2 separate regions of the Mus musculus genome follow, and region 2 is linked to region 1. The links are chromatin loops, found by intact Hi-C in ENCODE. Cell type or tissue: left cerebral cortex. All regions are shown on one strand. Each heading gives the region's core, and the rest is flanking DNA. Links, peaks and the distances in the headings are about the cores only.

Region 1 (7,913 bases), core at 1,954-4,453:
GGGCAAAGATGATATCAGGTGAAAGACCACATCACGTTTTGGTAAAGAAAGAATATTTACACGCCGCAACCATAGGCAGAGATGCAGTGTGTCATTCAAAAGTATTTTCTGAGCACCTGCTAGGTAGCCAGAAGCCCTAATCAGAGATTCACCTCATTTCTACTCCCTACCTGTCAACCACACACACACAAGTCAGAGCCACAGTGAGTTCTATTTCAAGGACGCACACCACACTCTCAGTTCAAGGGTTCAAGTACACTGTGATAGGAAATTATAAATAATGATCTCTCTCTGTCTCTATCTGTTGGTCTGTCTGTCTTTCTCTTTCTCTCTCCCTGCTTCTCCCTTCGTCTACCATCCCTCTTCTCTCTCTTAAACACACACACACACATGCGTGTTCATACATCACATATGCACACATTCTAGTCCTCTGTCTCTCTCTCTCTCTCTTTAACAGGTTTTCCTCTTCTAGGAAAGTCCAAAAAAGTTTAAAATCTGTTTGGACTTCAATCCTGCAGGCATAGAAACGGAAGTCAAAGCAACAGCAGCACTTTGGTAATTCTGAATGGGGGGCAGGACTGAGATGGGGTGGAGAGATCACAGAGCTGGGGGCGGGGCTGAGATGGGGTGGTGAGATCACAGAGCTGGGGGCGGGGCTGAGATGGGGTGGAGAAAACACAGAGCTGGGGGCGGGGCTGAGATGGGGTGGTGAGATCACAGAGCTGGGGGGCGGGGCTGAGATGGGGTAGTGAGATCACAGAGCTGGGGGCGGGGCTGAGATGGGGTAGTGAGATCACAGAGCTGGGGGCGGGGCTGAGATGGGGTGGAGAGATCACAGAGCTGCCCTCCACCCCTGCTCTGTTTCTTTGCCAGCATCACCCTTGATTTACCGGTGTCTTCGCCTATGTGATTACAGCAGGACTAACTGAGCAATGTTTTCTGGCTTTTCAACAGCTCTTAGGTTAACTTGCATCTTCCACGAGATCTGGCAACATTGCCAGAGTCATTATTAACCCCATCTTACAAATATTCTGAAGCTCAGATAAGCCAAGGGTCACATGCCGGGAGACAGAGACATGGACAAGCAGTCGGGAGTTGAAGCCACCTCGTCTGCCTGACTTTAGGATCCTGTCTATAATGGCACAGCTGCATCGTAAGCGCTGTGACATTTTAATTGCACATAGCTATGTTTAGAAAGGTTTCATAATGAGAGGAAATGACCCCATTGAGAGACAAGGCAAGGCATGATCAGGCTGAAGTGGCCGTTGCAGCCCTGCCTTCTGTTCCCATCCAGTCCAGGCAGGTGCAGGTCTGCAGGAGAGTAGGGAGCCATGGTCTTCGCTAAGCAATCTGGGAGTCTAGGAACATTAGCATTAAACCATGCCGTATTCTGAGGAACGGGAAGAGGGTTTTGTGCTTTTCTACTCCGAGATGAGTCATTTCTTTGTCGAGTGTATCCACACGGTATGCTGCCAAATGTTATATTGAGGTTTCTATTGCTGTAATAAAACACCACAGCTGAAAGAAACTTGGTGAGGACAGAATGTGTCCCCTCATAGCCCATCCCTGAGAGACGCCAAGGCAGAGAGACTCAAGCCAGGCAGGAACCTGGAGTCAGGAGTCAACTCACAGGCCACGGAAGAGTGCTGCTTCCTGGCTCACTTTCTACGGTTTGCTCGGTTTGAGTTCTTATATAACCCAGAACCATCTGCCCAAGGTGGCCCCACCCTCGGTGGGACGGGCTTTCCCCACCTCCATCTTTAGTCATGAAAATGCCCCCACAGACTTGCCAAGATGGTCAGAGCTTGTGTCAAGTTGATCCAAACTAATTAACACACTGACCTACTAGTTATCTGTTTGATTCAAACTAATCAGCACACTGACCTACTAGTTATCTGTTTGATCCGAATTAATCAGCACACTGGCCTACTAGTTAGCTGTCTTCATCTTGCTTTCAGATATCTTGTTCTGGTATGGCTTGTTAAGTAACCCTTACTCAACTAATGAATGGCCTCAGAGAAGCAACACTAGTAATTCAGACACGGTGTTTATCATCTTCTCTTTATGTGCAGAGGTGAAAATCTTTTTATTTTCTTTTATTTTTTTATGGTTTTCCAAGAAAGGGTTTCTCTGTGTAGCCTTAGCTGTCCTGGAACTCACTCTGTAGACCAGGCTGGCCTCCAGCTCAGAAATCCACCTGCCTCTGCCTCCCAAGTGCTGGGATTAAAGGCATGCGCCATCACTGCCCGGCGAAAATTCTTAATAAAAAAGGAAAAAAAATAACAATGGGTTTGCTGAGGTCTCCTATGTTATGTCATTTTTGGTAATCTCTCATTTAAGTTGAACAGTGTCACAGGCATGCGTATACAGGACCCTGCGAAGGTCTGTATTCTGTATGCTTCCTGGCAGCATCTCTTGGGAATCATTTGATGCATCCCTCAAGAACAAGGGAACGTTACTGTCAGAAAATGTCGACTGTGTTTAATGCTGCTCAGAAGAGGAAGGTAAACCTGGGTGGGCATTTGGGGCTGTGGCGTGTGTATGGGGGACAGTGTGGGGTGTTAGGACTGGAGGTGTAAAGTGTGCAAGGGTTATGGTGGTGTGGAGATCTGCACGGGTGCTGTGTAGGGTTCGTGGGTGTGGGGGGTCCATGTGTGTGGTTGTGTGGGTGCTGTGTGGACTGTGGGAACTGTGGGGTGCTGTGTGAAATGTGTGGAGCATGCAAGCATTATGGCGGTGTGGAGGGCTGTGTGGGTACTAAATGGCAGTGTGGGGTGCAGAATGAGGTGTGTGAAGGTGCTGTGTGAAGTGCATGGAATGTACAGGGGTCATAAAGGGGTAGAGGGCTGTGTGGGTGCTTGCTATGTACAGAGCTAAGGGATGTGTGGGGGTGCGACGTAAATCGGGGTGAAGGAATGTTTACCTAGGGTGATCGGGACATCTCACCAGGAAGGGGAGAGTTGGGAAGCACTAAGCCATGTTCCTGTGAGTGGATGAGCAGAAAGCATTAGAGAGGAAACAGCTCTGTAGTTCCTAAGAGAGCCAAGGGAGAAAGGATGCGGGCAGGCTGGGGCAGGCTGGGGCAGGCTAGCCCATCAGCGCTGTGCCACTAGAGGGCGCTGCGCTCTGGTTCTCCCGATTCTAGAAAGCAGCCTTGGTGCTGGGAAGTATTTCCATTTGTCTGTTCTTTCTTTTCTCACGCTAGATCTGTCATCTACTCGAAACAATAGTTCAGAAATCAAATTTCTAAATCAAAGTGTTTGAACACTTGAGCAGTAGGCTCCCACCCCAGCGCTGGCCTTCGCTCCCTAGATGCTCACTAGATCAATCTTTCCCCAACCTGCCCTCCACAAACTGACTTGGCACTCTAGGGCGCCTTTATTTTCCCTAAAGCTGTCTCCCATCCTTTTTCTTCTGCTGCCCCCCTGGACAGAGTCTACTTGCTTAGCCAACTCATGTGTAACCCCAGAAAGCTAACAACGGAAAGACGAATCTGGCTGGCAGGGCTGGGTCTAGTAAACTGCACGCGGTGGTTGGTTAGAGGCTAGCCATTCCTAGGCCCGTTTCCCCTGTCATAACTCACCTCAGCCATTTGTCCTTTCCTGTACATCTTGCCCAAGTTCATCCAATAAGCATAACCCAGTGTCTCCCATGGACCAACTCTCAACTAAGGACAAGGCCCCCCAGGGGGGAGAGATGGGTTCTGACACTCAGACACTACTATTCTCCCTAAGACCCACCTGCCATGGAGCTTATCCTGGCTATTCAGAGCGCCTGTAAGCTCCTCTGATACCTGGCGTTTGATACTTGGTATTTGTTAACTGACACTGCCATCAGATATTATTTATTTATTTTTAATAATCCATATTTCTTCTGTCTCCCTTGGCTGAAGTTGGGAGAAACCAGGGATTGATTACATGTTAGGTCAGTTTTTAAAGCTCTCCGTGCTCTAGAAGTCATCTGGAACACAGTAATTGCTTATTGGGTAGTCCTGAGTGTTGGCTTCTTAAGAACCTGATTGTCACCTCAGCTTATAAAAGATTGATGGAGTCTGAATTCCTTAACCCATACGTGGGGGCTTTCCTTTAGGCCTCCTCTAGAACACCTCCTTCTGGAAGCCTTCCAGGAGTGCTGATCTTAAGCTGAGGCAGAGTCACCACCCTGCACAGACACAAAGATACACCCACAAAGGGGGGGGGGGTGAAGGGGGGAGGAGAGGGGGAGGGAAAGAAAACATACACTGACTCCTCCTAGGCTATCTGCCCTGTGACTGAGAACCTGGTCTCTGAAGTCCCAAAGCCTGGGCTTGAATAGAGGCTGTATGGCTGTTTCCCTTCCCCCTTGCACCTCGCTTTCCTACCATGTGAAATGGGCTTCATAGTTTAGCCCCAGGGAGGAGGTAAGAAGTGTAGGGAAACAGCAGGCCTGTGGGGAGCAGAAAGAGCTCACTGCCACCTTCTTCTTGGCCATTTGTCACATCTTGGTGCTTCCCCAGGGCTCTGGAGTTGCCCTTGCTTCTCACAGACGCAATAGGCTCCTCCATTATCTGTGACCAAAGGCATGAGTCTCTTTGGAGGGCCGTGACCATCACATTGGCTCTGAGGGAAAACCTGGCAGACCCAGATGTGGTTCCTGATGGCAACAGTGCGGTGGATAACACACTTGCCAAGCAAGCAAGGGAACCAAAGCTTGATCCCTAGCACCCTCATAAAACTCGGCAAACATGGTTTGCCAATGATGGCAGCACTTGAGAAGTTACAGAGAGTCCTACAGCTGAGTTGGTGGGCTCAGGGTTCAGCTAGAGACCCTGCTTCAGCAAATAAGGTGGCGAGTGACTAAGGAAGACTCCCCTCAAAGCCAACTTACAGCCTCTATACCCGTGTATATAAGAACACACAGGAACAACACACATACACACTCAGTGGAAAAAGGCATAACTGGGAAGTGACATCTGCCCACAGTGGGTCCTGTATCACTTGTGTGCTGGGCAACACTTAGCCAACCCCAAACCCACTGGCACATGCCCCGGGCACCATTAGCCTCTCCCTGCTCATCGTGGTCTGGATATGCCGTAGCTTCCCATTATAATTGAATTTCCCTTCCTCCCAAACCAGAGCACTTTGCCCATGAGATGTGGGACACTGTTGGCATTTATAGCAGCCTTATTAATCCAGCCCTGACCCTTGAGCTTCAAGCTCAGCCTGGGGAAACGGCTGCAGTGTCTCTCCACTGGGCCTATTAAAATGCTGGGTTTTTAATTGGCCCAGAGAGATGAGCTAAAAAAGAAAGAAAGAAAAAAAATAGCCAGCTTTCCCATCACTTTTCAGGGTGTAAGTATGACATACAAGTACCCCTGTGTGGTGCCCATAGTCACCTTGAGAAGGACCCTGGTCACCATACACTGAGCCGGTTGGCAAAGCAGGGACACTGGTGGGAGCTTGTGGACCTCTCATGTATTTGAACTCTCTGTGGCTACTCTGGAACATAGGACAAATTCTTTAAAACCAGCAGATAGTTAAATACAGATATTGGCAAAACTGGCTTTTAAAACTTGATGCACAAGGCCCTGGTCTCCATCCCCAGCACACGTACACAGAAGAGGTAGGGGGAGAGGAGAAGAGGAGAGAAGAAGAAAGGGCTCAAATGGAGGAAGGAAAGAAAGAAGTTGGACATACAGGGCTAGCAAAGCTTTGTCTCTGTCCCCCTTGCACTGGAGTGAGTCTGATGCCCCAGTTACTACTCAAAGTGCTTTCTGAATATGCCCTGAAGCCTCCTCAGTCCAGAGGAGGATATATTATTTTTTCCACTTTCAGGTGGAATTATTAAGGCACAATAAAAGGGCATTTTAATCCGTCACCATTCCCTCAGCTCCGCGACTAACACTCTTTTTAAAGACCCCAAAGGGCAAAGTGAAAGGATCCTAGCAGGGATGCCAGCCCCTCCCCTGTATGCCCATCACATAGAGCCTGGCAGGCTGGTCAGTAGCACAGTGAGGAGGGAACATGGGTTGGTCCTGTCACCTGAGCTCATGCCTGGAACTTGTCCCCTGCCAGCTTGCTCCTAGGTTCTTTCCCCTGAGTGATGGGGGCTGAGCAGCCCAAGGCCTGGGATGAGCATTGCGAGGTCTCAAGGCCCCAGACAGCAGGGCCTAGGGAGTGAGTCTCCACCTGAATCTGAGTGTACCTACAACCAAGCCCTGGCTAACCAAGGTGTGAGTGCTGGTGCATCCAAGTGTGATACTGCCAGTCTAGGAGATGCAGTGGTGGCCAGGGTGGCTCAGGTTACAACGCAGATCCTCCTCTTACTGCCCATGCGACCTTGACTGCCTCAGTAACCAGGTTGAGATGGAACGGGTGAAGATTGCTGGGTGCCTCAAACAGTGTCTTCTGCCATGTTCCTCTTGTTTCCGCAGCTTGGAAGGTCCACCCACTCCAGTAATCTCTCTTTCCACCCACAGGGCCTGCAGCCTGTGACCAGAGGAGATGCCGTAGGCCCCTGAGTGAAAACACTCCTAACTGCAAATGCTCAAGGCGCATGTGTTGCTGGTGGCCTCCGGAGCTTAGGTGTTCCAGTAATGAGCCATTACAGGGCATGTAGACTGCTGCCCGTCTGGACTGTACCTCGCCTTCTTTTTATCACCCACACAGAGACCCAGAACCCACAGAATCTTTCCACTTCTTTTATCTTGCCCTTTTTCTTCGATTTTCAGTGGAGACCCTTTGACAAGGGTTGCAGGGACAGGAAGGCATTGTGCAAAACCAGAAGGCATTTAAAATATTTTTTGTTTCCAAAAAAGCCAACCAAATAGAATGAAACAAAACTATCTGCAATGCCGGGCAGTGGTGGCTAACGCCTTTCATCCCAACATTCGGGAGGCAGAGGCAGGTGGATTTCTGAGTTTGAGGCCAGCCTGGTCTACAAAGTGAGTTCCAGGACAGCCAGGGCTACACAGAGAAACCCTGTCTTGAAAACCAAAAACAAAACAAAACAAAACAAAAACAAAAAACAAAAAACAAAACAACTATCTGAAAAATTTTCCCTATAATGCTCTCTGCAGGCCGAGAGGGAAAGAAGGCCTTCACTGGGTGGGCAACCACTTGCTTTTTGTCTGGCTGCTATGAAGGGTGTATGTGTGTGTTGGGGGGTGGGGGGGAGAGAGTGACTTCAGAACATTAATGTGGTTCTGACAGGTGTTTTCTACCTGTTCTGTGTGGGTTGCTGAATAAGTCTGTTTATACTCTCAAAAATCCAGGCTACTTGACTCCTGGGGAATTATTTGACAAAGAGCATATACTCAGTAGGTGTTTGGAGGGGGAAGGGGGAGGGAAGCAGATTACAGGCTAAATTGTAGAGATTCCCTAAGGGTTAATAAACAGCTCCTACACCACACAGCCCTGCTCTAAGCCAGGCCTCAGGGGTAGGGAACTTCCATAAGCCACTCACAGCCCTTTCTCCAGCCTTCCTTCATAAGCTCTGCCCTTCCCCCTCTCCACTCTTCCTCTGGTTGATGGCCTCTGCTGGGATTTCAAGTTGACTTCATTTAACCAGGTAACATCAGCAGCTGCTGGTGCCCTTTTGTTCTTTAGAGTATCTGCTCTGTCCGTAGTCGGTCCCTGGGTTTATGTGCAGTCAGAAGCGCTTTCTCTTCCTGTACCACGGAGGAGGATAAGATCTGTGGCGCAGCAGCTCAGCAAATGAGGCAGCTTGCCTGAAGCCACACAGCTGAGCTGCTTTGTGAGTCAAGCATACGCTTGCTGGGAGGGCCAGCTCCTTAACTAGACATCACTGTGAAGAAAGTCACTGTCACCTCCCTGCTGAAGATGACGCTGGGTTTTGAGCAACAGTGTAATCTTCACCCTTAAGTCTGCAGTGGCATGGCAGGAGCCTCTCTGCAGCAGCAGGATGCAGGTAGA
Region 2 (7,913 bases), core at 3,637-6,136, 280 kb after region 1:
TTGCCTTAGCTGCCTGTGGCCTTAGTTCCCACTAATGACATGCTAAAGGAGACTTATTGGAACCAGTACCCCAAGTGACAAGAGCTCCCTTCCATCCTCCCCCTGTTTTCTTTCCCATCGTTCCAGAGTACCTTTCTCTTTCCCTTGCATTTTCCCTCCCTCCTCACGTTCCCTGCCTTTCTCCCTCCTTCCCATCTTCTCCACAGGCTATTCTGTGTTGCTTTCTTTGTTTCTCACACTTTCTTTCCCTTCTCTTTGCCTGCTTCATTCTGTCTCTCACTCTTGTTTCTTGCTCTTGAGCCCTTGTTTTCCCTTCCACTCCTGCCCCTCATTCTCTGATGAACCCCCACCTACCCCACCCCACCCACCTCACCCACCCCACCCCTATATATCAGCAGCTCATGCTTTGGTCTTTGGAAGGCTAGATGCATTTTCTAGAGTTGCCAGGACACTCTACAGCTCCTGTAGAGTCAGAGAGCAGTTTGGCCTCTGGAGAGGACACATGTGGCTCCCTTCTGCTCCTAACTCTCTCTCTCTCTCTCTCTCCCACTCCTCCCTCTCTCTCTCTCTCCTCTCTTGCCCTCCCCATTCCTCCCTCTCTCTCTATCTCCCCCTCCCCCTTCTCATTCTTCTCTCTCTCTCTCTCTCTCTCTTTCTCTCTCATACACCACATACACACACACTCTTACATATACCACACACACATATACCATACACATATGCACATGCACACACACACACTCTTACATATACCACATACAGAGACACACACACATATCACACAGAGACTTACACACACACACACACACACACACTGTAGGCCGAAAGAAGACAATGTGAAGGCTGCTGTGGACATGGCCTGGAAACCCCCCAAGATGAGCAGCAGGGCTCTTAAAAAGAACATCAAAAGATAGAGGATGGGAACTGGATTTTAGGTAGAAATGAGAAAGAACACCCACGATTCAAGTTTCTTTCTAGCTTTAAGGCACAGCAGTCTCCCCTGATCCTCAGTTGATCCAACATCTGTGGAAGTTGTTGTGCAGAGACCCCTGGCACTGAGGGAGCTAGGCAATGCGGAGCTAGGCAATGCAAGCACACACACACACACACACACACACACACACACACCGGCTGCTCTCGTCCTTCTCCTGTCTTTTAGTCTCAGAGACAGTGCTTACAAGCAGGCCCCGCTTCCCATTGCTGCTTAGCCAAGGCCAGTTTTCTCTTGGGGCTCCACATAGATCCCAGCTTAAAGGTGGCTTATCCCAACCTCTCTCTCTGCTTTACACACACACCAGGCTCTGAGCATGTGTCAGTGCCTGGAGGTCTTCCTCCAGGATGCTCTTTCCTGATGAGGTTCTGGTAATGGCTGAACCACCTCTGATGCAGCAGGTGGAAGAGAAGGCATCTGAGCTGTCTATAACTCTCTCTGCCTTCCAGCCTCTACTTTCTTCTCCTGAGTCCACATCTTCTTGCTTCCCTCAGACACTATGTCTCTTTGAGGCTGAAGAAGATGATGGCACCAAGAGAGGGTGTCTGCCTAGGACTTCAAATTCTGCTCTTCCGCCTGGACAGTTGTGCCAGGTCACATAATGAACACACGCGCCACAGAATTGCTTTCATTTGCCGTGTCTGGGTGCCTGGTGAGGACATCCAGGTAATTGTGTAGGAGGAGTTTCTCTAGATTCCAAGGAGCTACGTGTCCCATCATGGACAGGAAAAGAACCTCACTAGGAGTGTCTAAAGGTTCCCTGAGGTTCAAAGTAAGTAAGCTTGGCATGGTTTGTTCAGAACGTTGAATCAACAGACAGCATGTTCAACAGACAGAAATCGTCCTTGCTGAGGGTGGAGCCCTGGATTTTTAAAAATACACCCCATGGGAATCCCAACAGCGTGGACACAAAGCTGTGCAATTAACCTTGCAAGTCCACTTCTCAGGGTTCATCTTCCAGAACAAGACAGAGCAAAGAGGTGGTACTGGGTTTCTTCCATGGTGTTGCCTGTCCATAACAAACCGCAGCTAACCCAGTGGCCAGTAATGAGGGCTTGGTTAGTCAAGCAGAGCCTCCTCCAACTGATGTGGTCTTATGCAGTTATGAAAAATAGATGCTAGAACAACTGAATATTAGTGGCATGGGGAGATAGCTGTGTTTTAATGAAAGTTGGAGAAATGGGCTTCAAAAGCATGTTTTGAAAAATAAAACCATACTCATAGTCATGTATACATTCACAAATGTAAGATACATTTTTTTCAGATGGGAGATTTTCTTCGTTTTTGTAGTTTCTAATTTAAGTGGTCAGAGAAAAGCAAGCATGCCGCACTTTGCTTTGGGGGTGAAACATAAAAGGTCTGGGCTGGAGGCATGGCTCAGCAGTTGGCAGAGTTGGCTGGTCTTCAGAGAACCCAAGTTCGGTTCCCAGCACCCATATTAGGCAACTCATGACTGCCTGTAGTTCCAGTTCCATGGAATCAATTGCCTCTTTAGGTCTCTATGGGCACACACACACACACACACACAAACACACACACACACACACACACACACACACACCATAAAGAAGCCAACCCAAGTTCTGAGCCCTGAAGGAGCTGCCAGTCAATCTCTCTTGTCCTTAACAAGTGACTTGGGTTTTCTTTCTTCAATTTTCTCAGGTGAAATGGAGGAAAAGCCAGTACTTAGCCCACAACATGGTATGAAGTAAATCATTTTACACAGTGCAGACAGGCAATGATAGATATTATGCTATAGTCCCTACGGACTTCATATACACAGTTGGGCCCTCCCAGAGCTTGTACCTTGCATGCTAATTGGTAGCTTTTAGCAGTCAAGGGCCAGGGGAAGAGGGACAAGAATTACAATGAAAGAAATAAGGGGACATATTCGTTGTCACAGTTCACACAGATATTGTCAAACGAACAGACTCCTTTTAGGGGTCTTCTGGCTGGGAGACAGTTATAGAAGCAGGCACATCTGAGTCTCCTTAGTTACACATGGTTCTGGTTTTCCCCCAGGACATCCAAGAAAGCCTGTCTGATCTGAGGAAGTCTTATCAGAGGGCTGAGGGTGCGAATTGTAGCACCTTGATGCCTGAGTTTCATCACAGGGTGAGCCCTTAGACCAGGGGAGTCCATTTCAGATTCTCATGAACCCTGCCTCAGACACTGGAGATGGACAGCAGGAGTTGCCTGACCAGACCAGGGACTTCTGAGTAAAGACTCAAATGACTTATTTGTTGATGAAGTTTTAGACTCTTTAAATATCCCCGAAGTGAAATTCAAATCTGAGGAAACACGTGCAGGTTAATTATAGGAATAAGCAAGCAGACAAACACATAAGTAGAAGATTAAGGAGTAGGTTTGAGCCATCCCAGGGAAGGCTCTGACAGCAGTTCATTTAACATAGTACAGGGAGACACCTTCTTGACTGTAAAAGCTCACATGTTCTAAGCCATGTGGCAGGCCAGGGACAAGACAATAGAGCATTACAAACACGGGCTTTGGGATTGGATCTGGTGTCGCCATTTGGTAGTTGTGAGGTCTTGGCCAAGTTTCCTAATCTTACAAGATCTCGCTTTGTTTATCTATAAAGCAGAGACACAAATAGTATCCACATCCAGGCTAGTGAAGGAGAAGACACGTGACACACATGAAGCTCAGAGCCTGGGAGCTATCAAAAGGACAGGTCCTGAGAATGATAGATGCTCTGTCCCGGAGGCCAGGCAATGACACGGGAGGACGCTCTGGGGAGAAGGCTAACATTATGTCTTCCTCTATTTGCTCTGCCATTTGGGTGTAATGCCGCTGGAGGGAAAGAGGAAGGGTCTGTCACTGTTTCTGGAGTGTCTTCCCAGCATTCAACTGCTGTCCTTACTGGTCCAGAAGTCTCATGCTTTGCAGAAAGAAGACCTCACAGTACCTACCCATGGGACAGTCATGCATTTTTAGAGATCTGATATCAGCTTACCTACCAAAAGGATGAACCTCACTACTAGGGATTTTCACAAACAATGGTTCACTTAATTCTCTGGATCACATTGTGAAATGAGCATTTGGTTCTCTTGCTTAGAGCATGGTACAAAGGCACAGGGCAGGTGAATAACCATAAAGGCAGAGAAAACCAAACAGGTGAGAACTGACCTGTGCACTGGGGGTCAACAGTGGGTCACATGCAGCACAGACAGGGAGCAGAGAGGCCAGGCTTTGTCACTAGACTTTGAGTTTCCCTCTTACTCCTAAGATAATTACGATGCCTTAGATTGCAGACTAATGGTTCTGGGCCTCATTTTCTTCATGGGTAAAGTGAAGAAATCCAGCCACTTCTAAGTGCTGCTTCAGGACTACACAGCGGGGATGCAGACACAGTAAAGTCAAGTTCTCATTTGGGATGCAGGAGCTTTAGGTAATGGGAGATGCTGATGTCCCACCAGCTATGGTTACAGTAGCAGAGGCTCACACTTTACCTGTCCTCTGCATTGGCCTTTGGTGGGGGCTCTGAGGGCTTGTCCTCCTTTCGACACATGAAACACAAATAGCATCCTAGGTTTTGAAGAGATTCTTGGTGTAGAATCGGGCTGTGATGGGGGAAATCCCAGAAAGAACTAGTTTAAAGTCATTGCATTATAGTTTTCTCATCTGCAACAAGATAGAATACAGTCTCGGTGCTTGCCTCCTCTCTACAAATGGCTCCCTAGAGAGACAACCAGCTCTTGCCTGGTTCTTCTACCCTGCCTAATTAGCAACACTCACAAGAGCCATGTCTGAGGTATTTGGGGACTGGGTGCAGGGACGATGTCTGTGCCCCAGGGAGGGGTTGGTGGAAGTCTAGCTGGGGTGTTCACCATGCTGAGGGTTACCTTGGTGTTCTCTGTTTTCTGGTGGCTAATGAGTTTAGGAAGAAATATAGGTCAATACCGCCCTCTGGCGGTCTTTTCTTTAAAAGCAGGCAAGAGATTCTTGAATGGAAGTTTTAGGACAGACCAATGGTTTAAGTAAGGGCAGGAGACTCAAGTGAACGTGTGGTGGTCACAGGACAAGACAAAGAACATTTTATTAATGAATCACACCCTTTAGGGAAAAAAATCCCTTGTCTCTTTGCCGTGGCATAGTAAGTACTTGGTTGGAATGAAGTGGAGTCTATAGGAGGCAGCCGGCCATGTTTAGATTGCTGAATTATATTCCTATGGTTGTGTTTTCTGAGTGTCTTGGTGCTGTTTAGCTTCAGAGCTTCCAATTTCTCATTCCTAGAATCTGCTGCAAAGACTGAAGGAAGTAACACAGCCTAAGAGGCCACACATGAACAGAAATCATTCTGCCCATGACTTGCTTGGGCTTGGCTGTCTTCATAGAGCTCCTAAGACTTACACCTCACCTGGGGTGACTGTGTTGGTGCTGTTTGGCTTATTTAGTATGTCTTTCAATTGTTGCTTTTTTATTTTAAATGTGGTTAGCTTAAAGATTAAATTCTGGGAATCTCCTGGAACCGGACCATCAGTTGTAAGTACCATCTGCTATGAGTAGTTAATACAAGTTCTTTAGATCGAGTACTGTTCTGGGCCCGAACTCACCCAATTTCATAAGCAGACATAAAATAACTCCCCCCACAACAATTTTCTCACTGGAGTTATTAAGAGTCAAATATAAGAAAAAAAAAAACCCAGCATGGTCAATTGTGCTGCTTCTTATAAGGGTTTGGGCTATGAACCCTGACTACCAAAAGGATTGCAATTACAAACTCTAAAGAGATGAAGTAATATAAATCACTATACAAGGTGGAATGCTGTCTGCTCTGGGAGTTTGGCGGGCTTCAAATTTCTTTTTCAAGAGGAGCCTAAAGTTCCTGCTCCAATCTTGCCTTCTCTGTCCTCCTCCCCCTCCTCCTCTCCCTCCTCCCCCTCCTCCTCTCCCTCCTCCCCCTCCTCCTCTCCCTCCTCCCCCTCCTCCCCTCCCTCTTCCCCCTCCTCCTCCCTTTTTCCCCCTACTTCCCCTCTTCTTCTCTCTCCTCTCCCCTCCCCTCCTCCCATCCTCCTTTCCTCTCTTCTCCTCCGCCCCCATCTCCTTCCTCTTCTTCCTCCTCTTCCACTCCCCCTCCTCCTCCTTCCCCTTTACATCATCACTTTACATCATCATCACTATCCCTCTGCTCTTGACCTAATCCATACTCTTTGATCTAAAGCCAACTCTGAGGAGAACCCCTTGGGAAAGAAATGCTAGATTGAAGCTGGTACCTTACGCTCCAACAGACACTCAACCTGGGCCTCACTCCTCTCCCCAAATAGTCACCTTCCCAAACCATCACTAACATGAGCCAATGGTAATTTGCAGAGGAAGCTAAGGTATGTGTATGTACAGAATACAGTCACACATCACATAATGCCTTCTGGTCAAGGATGTGATTCGTATCCCACACACAGCGGCAACTCCATAGGCTACAGTGGAGCTGAGAATCCCTCCAGCCTACCTATGTCTTATAGCTGAGATAATGCCAGAGAGACACATGCCCTGTGTGTTTGTGTGGTGGGTATACATACAGAGCTCTGCCTGTCATCTGAGCAAATATTACCCACAGTATGTACAGCACATAATACTCAATGGTAAACGACCTTGTTATGTTTATGTACTGTACCATGCTGTGCCTGTATCCACGATTACACAGTGCACTCTTCCTTATACAACATTAACTGTAAAGCAGTGTGCACTGTGACACCAGCAGCAATCTCCTATATGTTGGCCACTTTCTCTCCCTCTGTTGTCCCTCCATTGTGACAAGAGCCATCTGGAGTGATTGGGCCAGGCCATTTAGGGTTGTGACAAGCTCACTCATGAGATTTGCACAGTGACAAAATCTCCCATGTGGTTTTTGGAATGCACCCTGATTGTTAAGTGCCACGTGTCCATATCTGTGAGGTGCTGGGTGCTGAGTATTCCAATTCTTTAGCCTAAATTTCAGATTGGCTACAAGTCCTGTGATGGGAAACTCGCCATGGGCCACTTGCTCAATTAGCTTTCCTCTGGGGAAGGGAACGTAAAGTTATTCCGGGTCTGTGACCTCTGCAATCCTCTGCTTTGGCCAATGGAATGGAGCAAGACAGTACAGCTGGACCAAAGACAATCTGTATCTGCTTCCTAATGATGCAGTGATTATTGGGTCCTTACCTTTGCTTCCAGAGGCTTCCCTGGATAGTGCTGTATCTGTAGCATCGGCTACAGATGCCTGCATGCCTGGGGGTATTGGAGTAGTTGAATCTGGATGCATGCGCTTGGGTACTTCTGAGCAGGACCAATTCTTCCTTTCTCCTCAGTGTCTGAGTTGCAGCCCATCCTTCTCAGTGGTCTCTGGAAAATATCTTTGCTTAAACCACCTGTAGAGAAGTTAGGGTTGGGGGTTCTATGTGTCTATGTATGTGGGGTTTCAGCAACACAGCTACCAACAGTCATATGCACAATGATAATGTCAGCACCCAAGCAGGTAGCCATCCCTTCATATCTGAAATTCCCCATCTGTGGAGTCAACCTCCCATGGATCAAAATATTCAGAAGAAAGTCGTGCCTGATTATATGTAGCTTTTTCTTATAATTCCTAAAGTGAAATGTATAACAACCCTTTCTGTAGAATTTACAGGCATTACAAAGGATCTGGAAATCATTTGATATGTGTAAGAGTGTTTATTATATGCAAATGCTATGGCATTTTACACTAGGCCTACTTAAGCATCTGTGTCTTTTTTTTTTTCCTCTTATTTTTTTTATTACGTATTTTCCTCAATTACATTTCCAATGCTATCCCAAAAGCCTCCTACACCCACCCCCACTCCCCTATCCACCCATTCCCATTTTTTAGCCCTGGTGTTCCCCTGTACTGGGGCATATAAAGTTTGCCTGTCCAGTGGGCCTCTCTTTCCAGTGATGTCCGACT

Evidence for each region. Hi-C counts contacts between places; a loop is a spot of excess contacts. Peaks named below come from ENCODE experiments on the same cell type or tissue, not always from the same donor. Only the 100,000 strongest peaks of a DNase experiment are listed, where the experiment ranks them.
Region 2: it touches region 1 in a loop (3-fold over the local background); 13 of 42 quality-filtered maps call a loop at or near these places.

Annotation. Positions count from the first base shown.
Region 1 is chr11:33,931,350-33,939,262 of GRCm38, forward strand. Gm36395 (a long non-coding RNA gene) reads left to right here and starts at 779. Exons shown (of 2, transcript XR_381158.3): 1 at 779-2,985; 2 at 6,458-6,606. It also overlaps a transcript of Kcnip1 not described here. In left cerebral cortex, for the core only: a CTCF peak has its summit at 3,123 (motif pointing right); no DNase peak of the experiment used is centred there.
Region 2 is chr11:34,208,197-34,216,109 of GRCm38, forward strand. No RefSeq gene overlaps it. Among named protein-coding and RNA genes, the nearest start is that of Foxi1, 4.1 kb to the left of the region's middle. In left cerebral cortex, for the core only: a CTCF peak has its summit at 4,923 (motif pointing left); a DNase peak (open chromatin) is centred at 4,915.